2 separate regions of the Mus musculus genome follow, and region 2 is linked to region 1. A link is a loop called in an ENCODE intact Hi-C map of the cell type or tissue named here. Cell type or tissue: heart. All regions are shown on one strand. Links, peaks and the distances in the headings refer to the core of each region. The heading gives the core; the rest is flanking DNA.

What was found. Peaks named below come from ENCODE experiments on the same cell type or tissue, not always from the same donor. Only the 100,000 strongest peaks of a DNase experiment are listed, where the experiment ranks them.
Region 2: a loop joins it to region 1, with 7 times the contacts of the local background. A loop is called at or near these places in 37 of 42 quality-filtered maps.

The regions. Positions count from the first base shown.
Region 1 is chr2:12,297,470-12,305,801 of GRCm38, forward strand. Itga8 (integrin alpha 8) reads right to left here and starts at 4,475. Exons shown (of 30, transcript NM_001001309.3): 1 at 4,108-4,475; 2 at 3,369-3,502. The coding sequence starts at 4,313. E030013I19Rik (RIKEN cDNA E030013I19 gene) reads left to right here and starts at 3,777. Exons shown (of 2, transcript NR_040353.1): 1 at 3,777-4,120. In heart, for the core only: a CTCF peak has its summit at 4,551 (motif pointing left); a DNase peak (open chromatin) is centred at 4,522; H3K4me3 peaks cover 1,816 bases; H3K27ac peaks cover 881 bases; H3K27me3 peaks cover 989 bases.
Region 2 is chr2:11,997,654-12,005,985 of GRCm38, forward strand. No RefSeq gene overlaps it. Among named protein-coding and RNA genes, the nearest start is that of Gm34768, 100 kb to the left of the region's middle. In heart, for the core only: a CTCF peak has its summit at 4,791 (motif pointing right); no DNase peak of the experiment used is centred there.

The sequences.
Region 1 (8,332 bases), core at 292-8,291:
ATGTCTCCCCTATATTTTCTAAAGGAAAAATGTTTCTGGACTCACAGTACCCCCTCTTGGCTGACACAGGGATTTTTTTTCTTTCCCAGAGATTTCTATCTTCTTTTTCAGTGAGATGGCTCTCTATTGTAGGTCACTGAAGTATTACTTCCAGCTCGAAGCCTTCATTTCTCTGAAACTCTGTGCAGCCTTTCCTACCTCACTGCTTTTGAAAGAATAATCACAATGTTCTTGGAGCTGAGGAGATGGCTTGGTCAAGAAAGTGCTTGCTGTATAAGTATGAAGGCCTGAAAGGAGGCTCCCCGAGGCTCCCTGGCTAGGGAGGGGAGTCAAAAGTTGGGGCTCAGTGTTCAGTGAGAAATGCTAACTCAAATATGTGGAGGTGGGGAGAGAGTGAAGAAGTTACTCAGAATCAGCCTCTGGTCTCCAGACATACACACCTCCACAAGCGTGTGCGCGCGCGTACACACACACACCAAGAAAGAGAGGGAGAGACAGACAGACAGACAGACAGACAGACACACATGCACATTTACACACAAAGAGAGAGGGAGGGGGTGACAGAGAAAGAGAGAGAGAGAGAGAGAGAGAGAGAGAGAGTTAAAAAAGTACTAAAGTACTAAAGTACTAAAGCTATAACTGTTGAACAGTTGGATGCACCTCTATCAAGAGAAAACTAGACATCTAGAGACTGGGGGTGTAGCTCAATAGCACAGCATTTGCCTAATATGTGCAAAGTGCAGGATTTGATTACTACCCCTTACACACACACACACACACACACACACACACACACACACCAAATCAGAAATCCTGTTTACATTTATAAAACATAAGTTCAATGCCTGAGTGCTGAGACATGCTGCTGCTATGTTCTTCTACAAAGAAAAGTAAAAATGGACTTTTCTTGATAGTATTTTTCTACTTAGGTAATTGCCAAAATTGCCCTAGCTTGTCCCTTTTTCTTCTGTTGCAAATATGAGTTCAACTACAGTATGGGCTAAGTGTATTCCTGTGGACCATTCTGGAAATCCTAACACAATCTTTCGGCAATAGTTTGCTAAAGAAAAGTGAACTCAGAGCCCTCAAACAATTGCTTTAGAGCAAATGTTGGAAAATATTAACTACTGTAATTTAAATGGAAAGTGGCTGGAGAAGCCAATTTTAAAGCCAGTTTAATACCTGGATTCTATGGCTTTTATCTTCTGAATCATGGCATCAGCTGAAGTTAGCCCTTAAAAAGACGTTCATCTGGGCAGAGAGATGAATATCTGGACAGATATCAATTCTTCTTTTAGAATGTTAAAAGAAAATGCTAACTACATGCTGATTTCATGTACTCTAGAATGTGCTAGAAAGTTATTAAATTCATTTGTATAACTAGCCAGTGCTACTTGATGAAAAAAAAAAAACCCAACCATTTCATCATTTAAATGCTTCCTTTCTTGAATGTAAATTAAAATAGTACAATACCTTGTATCTTTCTGTTTCAAGGTTTGGATTTAAATTACCTTTGAAAAAGATAGATTAGTGGCTGGAGGGAGGGCTACGTACTTGCGATACCTTGCTATTCTTCCAAAGGATGGGAGTTCAGTTCCCAGCCCCTACATCATGTGATCCAACACATGCTTCTTGCTTCCATGGACACCATACATATGTACCAAACATAAGCGGATGCACACAGAGATAAATACAAATAAAGCTTACAAGACTTATTTGCTCGGATAATTAAAGTGGTATTGATTTCATGCTTATATGATCAAACCTTAGATGCAGTCTTGGTGTGTGCTTGTGTGCGTGGTATATGGATGTGTGCACACATGTGTGCAGATGTGCTTGCCCAAGTAGCATCTGTGGAAGCCAGAGTTTGAGGCTATATTCTTCCTGATCACTATTGCCTTATTGTTTGAAGCGGGGCCACTCATCGAACCTAAAGATCACTGTTGTTTTAGCTAAGATCAGGTGACTAGAAAGTGCCTTAAAGGCTCTTGTCTACCAGTCCCCCTGTGCTGAGGTCACAAGCACACGCCGTGGCCTAGCTTTGACATGGAACTGTGGATTGTAGCCAGCTCTTTCCCCACTGAGCACCCCCCTGCACCACCACCACCACCACCACCACCCCCGTCCCAGGAACTTATTCTGATGTAGAGATCAGTAAGGATCAAAACGCCACTGTTTTATTCACAAACGATTTAAAAGTTCCAGTTGCTAAATGTGAATGTAAATAAAGTAAAGCCTTATAAATCTGTTTTCAAATAACTGAACCATTAATAAAATAACAAACAAGATAGTATGACAATGGATGGGCATGGAAATATAAATTCAAAATGTTTTTTATGAAATGTTTTTCTAATTGGGTCATAATTCAAGGTAAAGATTGCATAATTTTTCTTCAAAATGATTTCCATATTGATAGTCCCTCTCAACAGAAATGACACAGATTAACGTCATGGGTACATACCACCCAATCAATTTTTTCAAAATTCTGTGAAAATGCACATTTACATAAATCCTAGATGCATAAGTTAGATAACCACAGGACCACAGGGAAAGTAAGAACAATGTCCTAAAGTATGACGTGTACAAGGAATCTTAATTTATTGCCCATCACGCCGTCATTTGACCTGACATATTTGCATCTTTGAAAAAAAAGAGGGTATTCTCTAATAATATATGTTATTTGAATGCTAACATTTGGGTGCTACAAGCTAAAACACCGAGTGATGGTGTTTTCAAAACACCCCTTTTAAATTATTTTCTTAGGATCCAAGTTAAAAACAGCAGATGAAATGGTATTTTCCCTTTAATTAAATAAGAAACATCTGTCTGGGGGATTTTTGGAAATGAATATAATCCATCCACACTCTGCCTGTAGTATTTTGCATCTAATGTCCAGTATTTTGAAAGAAAATTCTTTCTGTAAAGAATTAGAATGTCAAGCACCCCAGGTTGCAGTCTGGATCTACTACAGGGCAAGTCTCACCTCCGGACTTGGGAACTAGAGAATTACAAATACTCCAAGCGAGTCCTTTATCAGTCTCCACCTCTATATTTGAGGACCAACCCGATTCTCTATAGTGTAGGTTATTTTGTAACTCTGGCCGGCCTCGAACTCACAGACACCAGCCTGCCTCTGCCAACCAAGTATTAAGCCTGTGCTCCCCTCCCCTCACAGCTGTGGGTTTCTACTGGTCCCAAGCACCTCCTCCCCTAGTGTTCACCTCTGAACAGTAGGGAAACGGATGTTACCAGATGCATCCAAACACTCAGATTTACATTAGGAGGGGGGGAAAGAACACTAAATTGCCGCGAGGAATGGCTCTGGTTCTTTTCAACCAGGGGCCACACTACAGGTTAGCATCACTTACTGGTGGTGTCAAACGGTATCTGCTTGCACTGTGCAGACCTCTCTGAGGGCCAGGGACAGTAGTAGACAGCTCCCCCTTCTACGATATCCGGCTGGCTAGTGTTGGCTTTGGGTGCCCCCACTAAGACACTGGCTCTGCAAAGAGATTGGAGAAAGTCACTCCTCTGGGAACATTTACCCGTGTGCCCAGTCTGTAGAAGCATGCCCACCGGACTGCGGCAGCAGCGGCAGGCACAAACAGGTTTATTGTGGAAAGACTGCCAAACTTGATTTCCTCTTTGGAAGCCTATGAGCACCAGAAACCTGGTTTTGGAAGAGGCTGCTAATGGTTCTGCCTGTCTAGGTGGAGGTAGGTGGAGACTGTGATGGGGAAGGCAGATCCCAACTGTCTGCAACCTAAGGCGCTATGAGATTCCGTAGGAACAGACTGCGCGGTCCTTATTTTAAAACTGACCTGAGTCTGTCCCGCCCCACTCTCTCCTTTGTATAATGCTCTTGTCTTTGAATCCGAACTTATATACCAGTGGAGCATCTCCAATCCCAGATTCATGGGCACATCTATTTAGCATAAGTCAGGAGGAAAGATGTTGGTAGCAGGCAAAGAGCAGAATCCGACCCGGAGTGGGCAGTTGCCTGAAATATCAGACATCCTTTCCTCCTGGCTGCGGAGACCTCTGAGAGACAGAGACAGGACCTGGAATCGCGCGCCACCAAGCCACCAACCCAACCCAGCAACTTACGTGCGCGCATCAGGTATGTAGAAGTCCAGTGAGTAGCCGAAGTAGCTGCCCTCGGGGCCACTGTACACAGTGAGCTTGTCCACATCCAAGTTGAACGCCAGACACGCAGGGGACCACAGCATCCCCAGCGCGGCCGAGACGCAACAGAGACGCGCGAACGGAGGTGCCCGGTTCCCCGGGGGACCACAGTGGGTTCCCGCAGACATCGCCCTCCTTCCCGAACGCTGTTCACCCGGGATCGGGAGCCGTGGAGCCCAGAGGAGAAGGCCTGACGCTCCCCAGAGGCCGGTGTCCCGGGTCGGTGAGCTAGGAGCGTCCACAGTGACAGTCCTCTCGCCCTGTGCGGCCCGCCGACCCCGCTGCTCTGGGCTTGCAGCAGCGGATCCCGCGCTCGACCCTCTCCAGCCCCTGGCTGGGGCCGGCGCGCTCTTCGCGCCCTCTAGCGGCTAGTTCTCAGGCTGCAGGACGGAGCTTGCGGTCTAGGACCGGGCAAGTGCCTGTTGAGCCCGCTAGATTTCGAGTCTCTAGTTTAAGGACCATCTAAATTTTATGGATGTCACCTCAAGTCATTGTTTTGGAGAAGCGGTGTTCCATATGCGGCGAGAATTTAATGATTTCCCAATATTGCGCAGCTCGGATACAAGCATACAAAAGAGTATACCAACTCCAGAAAAGAGTGGTTATATGGCTGTCACCTCTACCTTTGAGGGTAAATCAGTTTCTTCCTCAGTAAATGGGATTTGATAATGGAATGTAAGAACCCTCTTCCTCTCCTATTCCGCTGACATACTAATACAAAAATCCTGTAGGTTTTCTCAGTCTTTCTCAAGGGCATCTCTGGCACATTGTATGATTTGGTATAAACCTCTATCCTATGAGGTTGTGATGAAGGACTGCAAAGTCAGAAATGCTGCAGTTAACAGTTTTCAAAAGCAGGGCTTGGGAGTGAAAGTTTGAGACAACAGGATCTCTTCCTCACCAGTACTAGTTGTTGATCTTTCGAGGAGCCCGAAGGTGAAGGGAGCAGACTAGAACTGTGTGTATAAATGGTTTTTTATAAATACAAACTTTTCAGGACATAGATTGGTGATAAAAAAAACAACATGACTCTGAGGTCACACAGAATTTAAGTGTAGGCAAAGAAGTGTGGGACATGGTGACACATACCTGAAATCCCAACACTGTTTTGTTTGGGGGCAGGGGCTGTAATAAGAGGATCTTTTGTTGGACAGCCTGGGCTAACCTAACAAGTTCAAGACTAGCCTGAGAAGGCTGTGTTAAATATATATATATATATATATATATATATATATATATATATATATACACACACACACGTGTGTGTGTGTGTGAGAGAGAGACAGAGACAGAGACAGAGACAGAGAGACAGAGAGAGAGACAGAGAAGGGGCAAGCTGTTTCTGGGTAATTTCAGGAAAGTTGGAAACAAATTTAGATGTAGACAAGAATTTGAATAGGAGACTTAGATTTGGACCTCCCGGAAGCAGATGAGGGAAACACTGAAGGCACTAATCTCCTAGCATTAGATGACCATGTACAAGATCGTAGTGAAAAGGAGTATCCAAGGAGTGGTCTGAAATAGGGCTGGATGGATCCTGAGACCAGGGATCCAGGCAAAAGTAGCCAAAGCAGAAATATGATAGGCACCAGAGATTCAAATGTCCAGTGGCAAGTCATCTGAATAAAAAGAAAGCAGGGATGGACAAGGGAATCCCAACCTGGTTGACAAGACAAAAGGAGAAAAGGGCCATGAAAGTTAAGGAAAAGGCTGAGATTGGGGGAGGATGCACAGCAGAAAGGATCTAAGCTGAGTCTTAAGTTACCTACTTAGGAGAAAATAAGTGAAGTGAGTGGATGAATAAGATGCCAACTTACTCATCTAAGAATAATTAGTACCACTTCCTACAACTGGGGGACCCATCAGAAGGTTGATACAATTTGAGTAGACTAGACAAAAATCTCAGCCTACTAGGAAAAAAAAAATGGTTTCTCATCCATTTTCCTTCATAACCCACTCTGTAGAGTAATTTCAATTTTGTGTTTCTACTTGTCCCTATTTAAAAATCAAAACAAGCAGTCTGTCACAAGGCTCCCTGTCAAGCCATCACATCATCATTTCCTAATTACATTGCCCAATACGAGGCATAAGAGCTTACAAGTAGGTGGTAGACCAGTTGACTGGTTTTCCTTCTCTATCCTAAAGTCAATTTGTGCTGGACACAGAGTTTGCCACTTTGATTAAGATATTGCTAAGAATAAAAGTCAAACTCCCCACATGAGCTTGAATGAGTAATTCACACACAATACACACATGGGACGCCTCAGAGCTGTCACCGAGGCTGGGGATTAACTACAACATGGGAATGTCCTGACACCAGTGTACTGTAATTTTGAAAGCTGTCATACTGCAGGAAAGTCTTAATTTATGTTGACTGTCTAAGAGGGTATAAAGTGACAGCATGGTCCTTGGTGTGTACTTTGCATTGACAGATTTCTACACAGAGGTAGCATGGTAAACATTGTTTCATGTTGACCAACTCCTCACCAGGGCATCCGTAATGTACCCACTTGTCTATTTCCCTAAAATATCCCTCAGCTATTTATTCTTCTTGTTCCACATACCTATGTAATGAAAACATGTACTGTGTGTGTGTGTGTGTGTGTGTGTGTGTGTGCGCGCGTGTGCAGTCCAGAGGTGGCTGTTGGTGTCTTCACCTATATGGACTGCATGGCCAGCAAACCCCAGGGACACTCACATCTCTGCTTCCCCAGTGCTGGGATCACAGGCTTGTCTCACCACATCCAGGTTTTACATGGGTGCTAAGAAATCAAGCTCCCCATGTGGTCATGGCTGGCACTGTGTCCACCAAGTCATCTCCCCAGTCTCGATTTCTTTTGCCACATACACAGGTGAAGTTTTGTTCCTCTCTTTTAAAATAGACTTGTTCTTGCTTATATAAGTTATATTCTTGATATTATCATTCCTCACTTTACAGCTGAGAACCCAGATTAAGGTTCCTGAAAGCACAACACTTGTATGCTCACAAAGTAAGCAAGTAGTGTGATTTGAGCTCAGGTCTATCAAATGCCCAAAGAATTCCTTACCCTACGTAGTTTCTAAGGAATACTTTTTAAAAAAAATCTTATCTTAACTGACAATGTTCCATTCAAGAGCCAAAGACCACCTGATAAAAACCCCAAGACCAGGTATGAAAGAAATTGTTGGTCAGGGTTGTCTAAGAGCCCTCCTGATTACAGACTGTTGCTACTGCCCTTGGTTGACTTTTAGAGGTTGAAGGTGAGCTTCTATTGCTGAAGACACTGTGTCCTTCAGACACAGGCCCACAGGACCCTGAGCTGAAACTGATCTGAAAGCCCCCTCCCTGAGAAGCAGCCTTCATGGACCAGAAGACACCATGCATGCTTCCAAAGGAGCACTGCCCAGCTATCATGCCTTTGAGCCACGACGACTAACATGGCCTCACAGTGGTAGCTCACAGAGTTTGGCAGAAACCAACAGCTCTCTAAGCAGACTTGAGACCAACTCAGTAAGAGGGGACTCATTCCTGGAACTGGGAACTGAGCCAATCACGCAGGGCTAAGAACGTCACAGATCTTAGAGGAAAAACACCTCTTTACTAAACCAGCATAATCCATAACTACACTCTATAAATTTGTGCTTATATCCACAGATAAATGTAGTCCTCACCCCTTATGAAGGAAACTTCTCTCTGCAACAGATGGAGACCATCACAGAAAACCACAACCAATCAAAATTCAGAGTCGTAAAAGCCCAGTCCTGATGGATACATCTACAAAACAACTTTTACACCTAAGGTTCAAGGGTCATTTCAGAAGAGGAGACTGAAAGATTGTAAAAGCCAGAGGCTCTAGCTAAGAGACTGTGTGAGTAATGGCAGAAGATACGCCCTTACAGTCTCACCAGCATGACTGCCTTAACACGAGCTGAACAAGGACATCGGCAGACGCTCCGAAGTGGATGAGAGAAGGATCCTGAGGCTTCAACCCTACACAGAAAGCTACAGGCAGCCAAACAGTGCTGAGAGTGGAAGTAATAATCTTTCCCAGGAAAGAGCACAGCAATTGGTTAGCTGATACCAAATAATCGGCCCTGAAGACATACATGTAAGCAGCATGATATTAACAGGAAAGGCTAAATTTAGGAATACATATGAATATGTGGG
Region 2 (8,332 bases), core at 20-8,019, 300 kb before region 1:
GCAGCATATCTCTATCCCATGCAAATTCAGCTTGATCAGTGAAAATAGGACATCCCAGCAAGGAGAATCTAATCTCTCTCCAAATCCCTGAATAGAAGGTCCGTCTATATGCGGCTGCCTGCCCCTTTAAGAGCTCCATTTGCAATCGGCCCTCAGCAGGGCTTTTTCAGCTGTACCTGACTCCCAGCCACAGTGCTTTTATCACTTTCTACTGTGCAAATTGAGGCTACTTTTCAAACAAGTTAAAGGATGGACAGCCAGCAGATAAAGTTTTAACCAATTATATTTTTCAACATAAAACACAAAACAATAATCATATACCAAAAACAGACAATAGACAGACAAGAAATAAAACTTGGGGTTTCAAAGGGACACAAATATCCTATCAAAGCTAAAAATATCTCCATAGGAGCCAGAGCAGGACGTCTCCCGTTTTTATTCTGTCCCTAGGAGAGCTCTAACTTTTTTTTTTTTTTTTTTTTTTTTTTACTTATTTTTCTGCGCGTGCCTTCTTTTTCATTTCTCTCTGTTTCTGATATGCTTCCCTGGTGCTCCTGCAAAAGTCATTGCCCTTCCTTAACAGCTAGCTCACATTTCTTGTCCTGGATAAAGCGTCCTTGAGGTACTCACTTATCTACGTGAGGTTCTTAGCCCCAAGGTCGATCCACAAGTTTATCTACACTTGCTTTATGATCTTATGTGTCTGCCGAGCTACCCCCAGCAGATACACTCTTGTCCAGGGTGATGAAAAATTAAGGCAATAGCATAATATCAAGGCTAAGAAAGAAAGCAAGCAACACAACCCCAACGACAATTACCGGACCTACTGCGTAAGAAAGCATACCTCTCAGAGACTCACATTAATTTCCTTTTACTTACGGGTACCCCTGTTCCCCAGCTGAAGAGTTCTGAATCCATGCAGTTGAATCCTTCTCAACTGTCTGTGTTGCGGGAACACTTCATTACCACCGTTCCCCAGCTGAAGAGTTCTGAATCCACGCCGAATCCTTCTCAACAGTCTGTTTTACAGGAACCTTTATCAACCACTCCTTCCCCGCGATGCAGTTCTGAATCCTCCCTGTAGCAGGGGGTCTTCACTCATGCCTGAAGATGTTTCTCGTCCCGGGATTCGGCACCATTTCTTGCACATGCTCAACTGGCCAGGAAGAACACGCTGCAACAGGATCTTTTTGCACACGTTTATTGGGAGAGCATTGATTGCATAGGCGAAAGAAGAACAACAAACAAGGAAAATGATGCTGCTTATATACCCCTCCATGTGACGTGTCAGCTCCTGATTAGCTGCTCACTCATCACCCCACTACTACACCCCGGGATGGGCAGTGACTTGGCATGAATTTACTCTTGCACCCGCGCACATTACTTGTTTACCAGTTAGGCACAGTGGAGGCTCATGATGGCAATTGCTCACGGCTCTCCACATCCCACTATTATTGTTTGAGGTACAATGTGTGCTTTGAGCTTTAGTAAAGTTTCTTTCATGAATGTGGGTGCCCTTACATTTGGAGCATAGATCTTCAGAATTAAAAGTTCATTTTTGTAGGTTTTTTTTGAGTATGAAGTGTCTTTCCCTGTCTTTTGTTTGAAAGTCGATTTTATTCGATATTAGAATGGCTACTCCAGCTTGTGTCTTGGGATCGTTTGCTTGGAAAAAATTTTTCCAGCCTTTTACTCTGAGATAGTGTCTGTCTTTGTCACTGAGGTGCATTTACTGTGTGCAGCAAGATGTTAGGTCATGTTTAAGTATCCAGTCTGTTAGTCTATGTCTTTTTATTGAGAAAATGAGTCCATTAATATTAAGAGGTATTAAGGAAAAGTGATTGTTGCTTCTTGTTATTTTTGTTGATAGAGGTGAAATTATGTTTATGTGGCTATCTTCTTTTTGGTTTCTTAAAAGAAGATTATTTTCTTGCTTTTTCTAGGGTATAGTTTCCCTCATTGTGTTGGAGTTTTCCATCTATTATCCTTTGTAGGGTTGGATTTGTGGAGAGATATTGTGTAAATTAGTTTTTGTCGTGGAATATCTTGGTTTCTCCTTCTATGTTAGTTGAGAGTTTTGCTGGATATTTTAGCCTGAGCTGACATTTATGTTCTCTTGGGATCTATATGACATCTGCCCAGTATCTTCTGGCTTTTATAGTTTCTCATGAGACGTCTGGTGTAATTCTCATAGGTCTGCTTTTATATGTTACTTGACCTTTTTCCTTTACTGATTTTAATATTCTTTCTTTGTTTTGTGCATTGGTGTTTTGATTGTTATGCGATGGGAGGAATTTTTTTTCTGGTCCAGTCTATTTGGAATTCTGTAGGGTTCCTGTATGTTCATGGGCATCTCTTTCTTTAGGTTAGGAAAGTTTTCTTCTATAAGTTTGTTGAAGATATTTATTGGCCCTTTAAGTTGGGAATCTTCACTCTCTTCTATACCTATTATTCTTAGGTTTGTTCTCATTGTGGCCTAGATTTCCTGGATGTTTTGGGTTAGGAGCTTTTTACATTTTTCATTTTCTTTGACTGTTGTGTCAATGATTTCTATGGTATCTTCTGCACCTAGAGTCTCTGGTGATGCTTGCATCTATGACTCTTGACCTCTTTCCTAGGTTTTGTATCTCCAGCATTGTCTCCCTTCGTGATTTCTTTATTGTTTCTATTTCCATTTTTAGATCCTGGATGGTTTTGTTCAATTCCTTCACCTGGTCGATTGTGTTTTCCTATAATCCTTTAAGGGATTATTGTGTTTCCTCTTTAAGGGCTTCTACCTGTTTAACTGTGTTCTCCTGTATTTCTTTAAGGAAGTTATTTATATCCTTCTAAAAGTCCTCTATCATCATCATGAGGTATGATTTTAAATACAAATCTTGCTTTTCAGGTGTGTTGGAGTATCCAGGACTTGCTGTGGTGGGAGAACTTGGTTCTGGTGATGCCAAGTATCCTTGGTTTCTGTTGGTAAGTTTCTTGTGCTTGCCTCTTGCCATCTGGTTATCGCTGGTGTTCGTCGGTCTTGCTGTCTCTGACTGGAGCTTGTCCCTCCTGTGGGCCCCTGAGTCTGTGATCTTAAGTGTGTCAGCACTCCTGGGGAGACCAGCTCTTTCCTGGGTGGGGTTTGGGTTGGGAGAGCCGAGGGACAGTCTTAGCTCTGGGGTGCAGATGGAGACCTGAAGGATCCTGTCCTCAGCTCCTTCACTGTTCCTGTGCCCTCCAGCCTGGATTCTTTCAGACTTGAGAAGCTGCTCTGTCTTAGATTTTGGTTTTCTTTCTTTTTTTTTTTTTTTTTTGTTTTTTTTTTTTTTTTTTGGAATTATATAAATTGGGGCGATGGGTGTCTTATTGATTTGCCATCCTTCAGAGATGGTGACTTAACATTTTTGGGAGGTGCCATGGTGTGTCGTCTTTCTTACCACTTGTGGAAAGGACTATCTGCTTGACTCTGAGCTCTCTGGAGACTGCTTCTTCATTCTGGTTCTGTGGTCAGAAGCTCCATGTTGACTTTGGCAATCACAGGGATGTTTGCACCACAGAAATGGGCAAGGCTACAAGCCAAAGTGGCTTCTCTGGGAAAACTGATTAAGTTTTTTTTTTTCCTTGTATTCCTGCCCTGATTATCACTTCACGCCAATGAGTGAGGTAGGAAAATAATTTAAAAGTCTCTTTTTTTCCTGTAATACTTTGGCAGTGGTGTTAATATGTTTATAGTTTCTGACAGCTCCCATCTTATGGGTTGAAACACCTCCTTTTTGTGTGTCTAATACTCAGATTTAACTTTTTTAGTTTTGAGAATTTTGTGATCACACATTTTAACAGGTCTTCAGACCTTAGCACAGCTGACTCTGCGATAGAAGTATTATTCAGGCCATAAAGCACAGCATGCCTACTTACTCCATCAAAGTCCACACTTCTGGGAAAGTCTCTAAATGTACCAACTTTGCTTTTTTTGGCTTCTGTAGTTCCTCTTCTAGTTAACTGTTCTTGCTAATTGAAGTATGTCAGCTCAGAACAAGGTTTTTCTGCTTCAAAAGCTCACCCTGGGAAAGGTTTGGGCTGTACTGGGGTCCTGAACAACCAGTGTAGTGGTTGGCCTGGTAATGAAGTCTTTCTATTGGCTTAAAACAGTGTCGGAGTAGTCGGTGTATACCCTGTGACAATTTAATCTCCACTTTCCTCTTTGGATCCTTCCACATCCTCTCAATGTGTCCCCTCCCAATTTCATGTCTTTTGATTTATTCTTTAATTACCCACTAAATCCAGTTATTTCTGTGTATACATGTGTGGGTGGTAGAGCATGGAATCTACCCCTGGATACATCTTCGGAGCAGAGTGAGCCCCTCCCCAGCCACTATCCAGTTGGGGTCAGGGACCATCCTCCATGTATGCCAGAACTGTGGTTGGCTTAATCTTGTGCAGGTACCTTCCGCTTCTGTGATTTTGTGATTGCGATAGTCATATCCTATTCAGGGGGATGCATACGGTGTGCTTTTATATAGTCTGTGCCACAAGTCCGAAAATTAAAGTAAATAAGGTTAGAGGTGTGACTTTAGTGGTAGAGGGAATTTGATTCCTGCATGAAGGCTGCCATGGCTTCCATCTCTAGTACCAGAGACGACGACGATGATGACGACGACGACGACGACGATGACGACGACGACGACAACAACAACAACAACAACACAACAATAACAACAACAACAACAACCAAAATTAACAATCTATGTTTTTATTTCACCTTGCATTTTAGGACCTTCTTGAGTGTCTATGTATTACCTAAGCGTGTCCAGTAGGTGGTGCTAGTATACCATTTTTTACGTCAAACTTCAGCCTTGGTTCTGGAATAGTGTGAAGAGGAAAACTCCTTTGTCCTTAGCAGTTTACAATCCAAATCATGCTTTCTACTTTTTCTTATGCTCTAAAATTTTGTACCTGAGCAAAACGCAGATTTTTAAACACAGAGATAAAGTTCATTGGGAATTTATCTTCACTTTCTCTCCTTTGGGAATCTGAAGGCTTCTGTTAGTATAGTCTCTCCAGGTTTTACCATTTGGAGGAACACAGGCATCCTGCCACAAATCATTCACATTCAAGAGCACCTGTGTTACTCTGAAAACAGAACCGAGACTTCCAAATCTCTTCCTTTAAATAAAAGAATCAAAATAAAAACACCTAGTCACTGAGGCTACAAAATTGATTAGGCAAAGGAATGAACGAGTAGCTCTCTGGTGTTGTTTTTCTCGACACCCCTGGGCCCATGATTGGAGCTATCAAGCAAGCATCGCTAATTTGTTATTTTTCTTCATTACTATTTCAGAGTACAAATAAGAGTAAAAGAACACACCATACCACACACACACACACACACACACACACACACACACACACACACACACCATGCTCCTTATGTAAAATACTATCAGATTTGCATCCAACCCATGCAGATTCCTTTGCAAACCTCCAGTCATCTCTATGATACCCAGGGCTCCTGAGAAAATAGAAATGCTTCTTAAATGGTTGTTTCTTTGTATTCTTCAGTGAAAAAAGACTCAAACAAACACATGTTCAACACAGTCATATCTTTTGGTAATGTATTTCAAAGTCAGTTTTATTGTTTTTAGATATGAGCCTGCATGTGGGAATGTGCATCTTGTGAGTACAAGGACCTCCAGGAGCCAGAGGCAATAGATCTCCTGCAGAGGATTGTTAGCCACTGGTATGGGTGCTGGCAACTGAATTGAGGTCCTCTAGAAGAGCAGTAAGTGCTCTTAACCACTGTCTTAGTCAAGGTTTCTATTCCTGCACAAACATCATGACCAAGAAGCAAGTTGGGAAGGAAAAGGTTTATTCAGCTTACACTTCTATACTGCTGTTCATCACCAAGGAAGTCAGGACTGGAACTTAAGCAGGTCAGGAAGCAGGAGCTGATGCAAAGGCCATGGAGGGATGTTCTTTACTGGCTTGCTCATCCTGCTCTCTTATAGAACCAAGACTACCAGCCCAGAGATGGCATCACCCACAACGGGACCTCCCCTCTTGATCACTAATTGAGAAAATGCCTTACAGTTGGATCTCATGGAGGCATTTCCCCAACTGAAGCTCCTTTCTCTGTGATAACTCCAGCTGTGTCAAGTTGACACAAAAGTAGCCAGAACAGCCACTGAGCCATCTTCCCAGTTCCATGTATTTGATCTGCTGTTGGTTGAAGCTCAGTGATATTGGAGCTGGAAGACCGAATGTGCTGAGGTTTGTCTGAAGCATCCTTTCGTTGATACATGCCTCTACCATATCAGCTTCTCTACTATTGCATCAAACACCCATGGAAGAGGCACTCTTGCTCAAGTGTGAGGCATCCTTAGATATTTCGTAACAAGATGTGCTGAAAATACTGTCATGCCAGACACTTTCTCTTCATATTCCCTCATCAAATGTAGCAAGTTATTCCTCACAGCAGTCAATGCCCTAGCCGTGTTAGGAAGCATTACTCCAGGAGTTTAAGAAGCCATTTAAAGGGTAATTAACCTCTTAGAATTTCCGTTCTCTAAAAGCCCACAAGCAGAATGATAGGCTCTCAGAAGGCACCTATTCCACTTTATTTCCAGTATTCAAAATAGCCCTTCAAACAGTGGTAACACATTCCTGCTTGCTGTACATGAGAGTACTGACAGTCTCCCCTTCTCTCTAAAAATTTTAAATGTCAAATATATACACAGAATGGGACAGGGGGGTGATCGTGTTAGTTAAAACAACAAGACTCTCCAAAGATCCATGTCTTTGCAGAAAAGGGGTTAACCCAGACGCAATGCACCCCTGTCAACCAAGGGCAGATTTACTGAGGTCAACCGAGGCAAATGGGGTGTTTGCCAAGTCGAAATGGAAAGGATTTCCTGCAGCACTGAGACACAGGAAGGGAGGACAAGGACACTATCAGCACAGAGTGAAAGGCAGCTGCTGGCAGGTGTGTGCACAGTGGTGGGTTTTATGTGGTGTTAGAGTGGCCTTTGTGTGAGGTTGTGGTTCTGGCCTTTTCTCTGAGGTCATTCTTGCAGTCAGGTAAATGTATACAAGAGCTCCTTCTACACAATGTTATAACTTCCCTCCCTTCTCCCCCTCCGCTTAATTGGTTCTGATAATGTTCCCAGATTCTATTGTTGTAGTTTAACAATTACTAATTCACAACCGGTCCGAATCTTATACATTTCTTGTCTTACACCTCTCTCTCTCTCTCTCTCTCTCTCTCTCTCTCTCTCTCTCTCTCTTTCTCTCTCTCTCTCTTTCCCTTTCTCTCTCTGATTATTTGAAGCAAATCTCATCACTTCAGGACATACTCCTGGACTTTGTTTAAATACAACTCCACCATGTTCACACTTGAAAATGACCATTAGTGATTCCATATGACATAAAGTAGCTAGTTGGGGCTCAAATGTATACAACTGTGTGCTAACATTTTAGCGATTCATTTGACACCCTCGTTGAAATAAAATCTACACATTCCAACTGCTCAAGTACCTCTTGACTATTGTTAGAGTCATTTTGTGTATATGAGTGTTTGGCCTGCAAGAACATAGGCAGCACCAGTGTTTGCCAGGTGTCCTCAAAGTTCAGGAGAGGGTTTGGCGCATCTGGAACTGGAGTTACAGATGTTTATAATCTGCGATGTGGGCCTGGGTCCTCTGGAGGAGCAACCAATGCTCAAAACCACTGAATAGTTAGTTCCCTATGGCCTTCCCCCACCCTTGGTGTTTAATTATTGAAACAGAATTGGATTGCTTTTCTCATAGATTTTGTGAGTCTGAATTTTGCTGATTATGCTTTATGTTAGCATATTCCTGTACTGATGTATGTTCTGAAAACTGGGATCAGATTTTGGTCATATTTGTGTTCATAGATACACAATATACATATTATTCCCATGAATGGCAAAGGATGAACTCTGGTACATCATTTAAGGACCATTTTTAGCCAAGGTCTTGGGCCACTATGCCGTGACAAAGACTGAACCATTCTACAACCTGCACATATATGTTATATATGAGTTCTACAGCCTATACATAGGTGTTCTACATGACTTCTATAGCCTGTATGTACATGTTCTATATGCCTTTTCACTTTGCTCCACACATACTTTGATGACCATCGTGAGGGAGAATTTTCAGATTATTTGCTGTGTGGAAGTCATTCTAAGCCCAAACCACGTCCCTGTGTGTGCGGAGCCTGGCAGTCCCTTGTTCTTTCTCCACTTGGTAATCATTTACTTTGGGTTCCATGCATTGCACTGGAGTCCTGGAGGTTTAAAAGTCTTTTTATTTTTATTGCTATCTCTAATTAATAC